Regions from separate parts of the Homo sapiens genome. Here region 1 is linked to region 2. Evidence: chromatin loops called from intact Hi-C (ENCODE). Cell type or tissue: MCF 10A. All regions are shown on one strand. Each heading gives the region's core, and the rest is flanking DNA. Links, peaks and the distances in the headings are about the cores only. Region 1 has its middle 430 kb from the start of ARX. Region 2 has its middle 190 kb from the start of ARX.

Region 1 (2,931 bases), core at 223-2,722, 240 kb after region 2:
AATATGTAATTATTCTTATAAGTGGTCAGTAGGTATGTAAGCTGATAAATCCTGTTTGTAGGCCAATTTGGCAAAACTTATATGTCAAAAATCTTTAAAAATGACATGACTTTTGACCTAGCAATTTCATTGCTAAGAATTAGTTCTATGGATATATATACACATATATGCAAAGCTTTATGTGAAAGAATGCTCTTTGCAAAATTATTTACAATACAAACATAGAAATAACCTGAATATTTCTCAATGGAGGACTGGTTAAACAAATCATGGTCCAGCCAGGGGATGGAATACCATACACCTGTTAAAAATAACAAGATGGTGCTATATGTACTGACATGAAAGATGTCTGAAATAAGTTTTTAAGGGAAAAGAACAAGTTAAAGAAAAGATATATATTATTGTTACATATGTACACATACATATATGATACACATACACATATGTGTATATATGTATATTAATATACACACGTATATTTATGGGAGGATAAGCTCTAAATTTTCAGTGCCATATTTTAGCAATATTATCTCAATAAAGTAGGAATAGAGGGGAGGAGGGGGTGGGACTTTTAATCCTTATTTAGACCCCTTACTGTTAAATTGTTGATATAACTATATTACTTTTATGATTCTAAAAAATCAAAACAAGTGAATATATTCATTTTTCAGCTTTATTGAAGTACAATTGACAAAGTGAATATATTCTAAGAGTGGAAAGTAATGAAATGATGAGAAGCATATGTCATTGACAGAGAAATACCATTTTTATTAATGATGACAAGAGCTGAAATGTCCAGAGTGCTTGCTACACCAAACACTGAACGCTTGACATACATCATCTCATTTAGTTTCTCATATCTGCTATGTACTAATTTGGCAATAAGGAACCAAGGAATTGCAAGCTAAATAAGTGGCAGAACCTGAGCCCTGGTTAAAGTCTATTCTGTTAAATATGCTTTCATTTCTACAGCATTCTCTATGGTCCCAACTGTTTAGACAACTGAGGCTCCTGGACCATGATAACTATAATCATGCAATGGGGCTGGGAAAGTAGAAGGAAGGGGTATTCTACCTTCAGTATTGTTTTGGAGCAGAAAGGAAGGTTTAATTCTATAGTGTTTTCCATTTGAAACTGTCAATTTTTAAATAAGGGGTTTTCATGCCAGAACATTGATATTTTCAGCAATTTGTAGTGATTTCTCAGCATTCATAGGATTGATCGCTTTGCTACATATAGATCCTCATGATAGACCAAGAAGGAAGAAGGCAGCTTGGGTAGTTTGGATAACACTGAGGTGGAGAGTGAGCTACAAACTAATCATGAATAGGTGTGTATTCACCCCTATCTAAGCACCATAGCATGACCGTTCGAGTTTCCCATAGATAGACAAGTTAAAGTGGGAAGGCAGTTCTTTTGCTGTATTCTCGATGTTACATTGTGACTGTATTCTTGGATATTACATTGCAAAGATAGCATCCTCGGCTTCCAAGCACTTTTCATTGCAGAGTGCCCTCTGCTGAAGAAGCAGGGAGGTTCACGAAGAATTTTGCAAGTGAATAGCACTGTACATCTCTCCTTGTTTCTATGTTCTGTTATTTCCATCTGTATTAAAGAGCACTTAAACTCATTACCTTTTAATAGCACAAACCTTTATCTGGCATTAAAGTATGCCACACATGATACTTGCCCCAAACACAAAACAAAACAAACAAAACCGAACATAACAACTATGAAATCGCCTTGCCTCTTGTATACATTTATACTGATGCTTGTCAAGAATTACAAGCCCATTGAAATCCCTACTTTCTACAGTGATCTGCAAGGTGAACAGATGCTTGTAGTTTCTTTCTTACATGCTTTTCTGAATTATTTGCAAACCCTTGATTGTCCTTGTTTCTCATTCTGGCTCCGAAACCTACTTTACAAGCATTTATAAATAAACCTACTTTACACGTTTGCAAAATCCTTTAAAGAGGGAATGGTATGTTGTGGTTTAGTTTCTTCTGTTTCCAGTTTCTTGTACAAAACTACTGCAAATTTTTCCTTTAGTCTTTTGCGTAACCTTTGTGAATTCTGAATGTAGATGGTGACTCTAACTTTTCTTGAAACCAAGACATATTTTAATCAAAATTTATCAAAATGCTTATAAGCTTTATTATTATTAGAAAGTAAACAGAAATAGGGACACTTTCTTTAGCTCTTGAAACTAGCTTAATGAGATAAAATGGAAACATCCAAACTAGATTTTTATTAACATGATTGCATTTCTTTTGGTGAACAACTTTTATAAAACTGGTTAATGCTACATAGCAAAACAAAAACGCAAACAAAACACACACACATATAATATTTTAATTGATTTAAGAATAAAGAACTGTAAGACCATGAATTATACATTTACATATATTTTTTACTTTATATTTTCATTAGTATAGCATCTCATAAAATTAAAACACTGTCAAACACTATCTCTTTAAATCTCACAGCATGCTGTATATTCCAAGTAAAAATTGGAACCGCTTATCTCTTTTGGCCTGTTTGATGATAGAGAATTTTAATTTTAGAATGTCCTGGAGCATTTGGGAAGTGGGATTGCATAGCTATATGTATAATTATTCTTTGAGTTTCTTTTTCTGGGATGTTGGTTAATTTCATTAACTACTCAATATCTGTTACTTTGCCAGTAAATTAAAGACTAAAAAGGGAGTGAAATATCATTATGGCTATTTTGCTTCTTTGTATGGCCCCTTTTGAGTTTATTGAACATTTATAGCTATTAAAATATGGGCAAAATGCTTTATGTTAATTTTTTTGCTTCCTTTCATTTTTGTTTTTTGTTTTTAGTTACATTTGTATCTTAATGCTAATGTTGGAAATATGCTGCTTGGTATGATTTTGAAACAATTTATTTACTTTTGAAAACATTTT
Region 2 (2,931 bases), core at 301-2,800:
AGCTCACTCTAGTGTTCTTTGAGAAATTTATGCTGATACTTATAGATTCAGGTTCATCAAGAAATACCACAAGGGTTTCAAAGATTTACTGTGTGAATACATTAATATGACATTGATAATGACAAGATATATTTAAGATGGGGAAGATCCTTCTGCCCATCCACCAGAGTGATACTGAATTAGGGATTCCTTTGCATATTTTTTCTTCCTATATATATAATTTTCCACACTGCTCTTTTCATTGGTATGATTCCTTATTATTAAAGATAACCTCTAAATATAGTTTAAATTTGTTGTATGATGCTCCACCATTGTAGTGTTCCACAATAATACTTTTTTCCTATTGTTCGTCATTTAAGTGGCTTTTTGAGATTTTCACTCTAAACAAGACTGTAATTACAGTTTTGTGAATATATCTTTGGCCACATATCAGATTTTTGCTTTAGGATAGATTCCTAGAAGTTGAATTACTGGGTTAAAGAGTGAGAACATTTTTAAAGCTTTTGATATGTATTACCCAATTACCTTCTGGAAAGTTGAAACAATTTGTAGTTCCTTACCAGCTCTGAGTATTATGCACCTCCCCGCTAATTTTGTCAACTGTTGCTAATTTGATAGGTTAAAATGGTATCTCATCGTTATCGTAAATTATAAAAATTATCTTTGGTTACTAATGAGACTGAACATTGAAAATTTTTCTAGTAAAATAAATCCTTGGAACCCTTACTATTAGGTTGGTGCAAAAGTAATTGCGGTTTTTGCCACTGAAAGTATTGGCAAAAACCGCAATTTACTTTTTGCACCAACCTAATAAATTGTTGTGTATCATCCTTTAAAAATAGCAATTTTAGTTTTAGTTTTTCCAGTTTTTTTGAGGTATAATTGACATAAAATAATGTCAATTTAAAGTATATGATGTGATGGCTTTAGAAGTATTTCACAAAAAAATTTTTTTGGTCCTTTAACTTATTTTAGAAACAAACAAAAATCAAATAAGCTTTGTATTTATCTTTTCTTCCACCTCCTGATGTTTATAATGCCTAAACATTGACATGTTTCTGTTGCTCCTACACTTAAACATTTAATCATATGCGAACCGATCATTTATGAAACTGACTTTAACAAAGGGTATAGGATGGAGAACCTTATTCTTACTATGAAGGAATAGATGGAGGCTGTTGCTAAGCCTTTTCCCTATCTAATATGTTCTAGTAATGGGTGAAGGACCTTAAAAAGTTGGTTATTTGAATCCTGAAGGGGTGATTCACCTCTTTTAGGCTCAGCCACGTTTTTCCAACCTTTGTATCCTCAGGCAGAAAACTGTGGTTTAAACATGGCATCCCAATGAGTCAGGAAATGACTTCACTTCTTACTGAACTGCTTTTCTCTCTAATGGGAAGCCCTGAAATAGATGTGCCTTGCATCCCTGCTGCAAGCCTTTGCTGTCATTTAGAGGAGCTATTGCTCTATCAGAATTCACACTGAAGCCTATTATTCCAGGGAGACAATTTTGTTTTAAAGAAGTGATTTGTTATTTTAGGACTTGGCAAACAAGCATATGAGGGGGAAAAAGTTCATTTGGAGAGATGGCAATAACTCTTGGAGAGGTGTGCTTCTACCTTACTTTGTTTTGTTTTACAAAAAGGGCCAGGATTTGGCACAAGCTAAAATTGTGTAAAACGAATTTATCAGGCTCAGCCAGCTTCTGCTCATTGCCCTTGAAAATAAACTGCCATGTCTTTTATACACCTACATGTGATACACCTTCTGTTGCTTAAGTGGGACACGGTTGGAAGAAATACCCAACAAAGCGGTACAAATGCCTTGTGATCATAATCAGGAATTGGTGGAAATTGACACGTGACAAAATAATTTGTATTAAGTTTTCCATAGCCATGCTATGCCTCCACCAGTGATTGCCTGTGCTGACTTATCATTTATTCAAAGTCTCATTGGAAGCAATTATAGACATTTTAGAATAGGCAGTCAAAATAACAAGTCATTCAGACCGGCAATTATGCATTATATGTAGTTGTCCTTTCTATTAGAAGATGACACTATTGATGCCACAACCTTCCCATGTAAAAAACAAATGTGGCTGAAAGACTGAAATGTGACTGTCAGATTCTTCCCCTTGGATCAGGCACGCTGCCTGTCATTTTGCTGTGAACTCAAGTGGCAGCCTGCAGGCGTCCTGGCTTTTCTTCTCCACCTCTTAGCCTCATGGTCAGGGCCTAATTAGGCATTATGAGCAGGCAAAGAACATTTTTGCAAAGTCCTTTCATGTGGGAAATGGTTTAGAGGCCTCAGTGAGGGTTATAGGCTCCTGGATGATTTTTGAGCTTTGACCCTCTGGGTGCAGTTGACTTGGCTGCATTTCCTTTAGAGTGACAAAACAGGGATGCTTTTTTGCCAAGCCTGGTGTCCTTCAGAACTTCAGATTGATCCATGTCTTAGCAGAGGCTGTGAAAACACGGGATTTATCTGTCAAATTTATATTTATGGAATGTGGCGGTCTAACTGTGCTTAATGTGTTTGGTTGATTTGCAAAATGGGCTGTCTCCTTAAAAAAGTCAAATTGTAAAAGGCTGTATCTTTCACTGAGAGGCTGAGTTAATAAGGAACAGCTGGGGCCGAGTGATGTCATGTGCCACCTGCATGAAAGGCCGCCCAGAGGCTCACACCAAAAGAGAGTGCTCCAGAGAAGTGGGTTTCAAACCTATTATTATTATTTTTTTTGTAATTTTTTTTTTTTTTTTGCAGAGGAACATTTTTCCCATTGAAATCATTTTCAAAACCCCAAAATATATCACAAAGATGCAAGCTGACTTGCTGTGTATAAAGCTACAATGAGGAGTCCAGGACTCATTCAGCTTTCCTATCATAAGCAACAGTCCTTGAAACTCTTTCTTGGAATTTTGGGGAGCAAGG

What was found. Peaks named below come from ENCODE experiments on the same cell type or tissue, not always from the same donor. Only the 100,000 strongest peaks of a DNase experiment are listed, where the experiment ranks them.
Region 1: it touches region 2 in a loop (28-fold over the local background); 2 of 110 quality-filtered maps call a loop at or near these places.

The regions. Positions count from the first base shown.
Region 1 is chrX:25,441,184-25,444,114 of GRCh38, forward strand. No RefSeq gene overlaps it. Among named protein-coding and RNA genes, the nearest start is that of ARX, 430 kb to the left of the region's middle. In MCF 10A, for the core only: no CTCF peak of the experiment used is centred there; no DNase peak of the experiment used is centred there.
Region 2 is chrX:25,205,645-25,208,575 of GRCh38, forward strand. No RefSeq gene overlaps it. Among named protein-coding and RNA genes, the nearest start is that of ARX, 190 kb to the left of the region's middle. In MCF 10A, for the core only: no CTCF peak of the experiment used is centred there; a DNase peak (open chromatin) is centred at 1,337.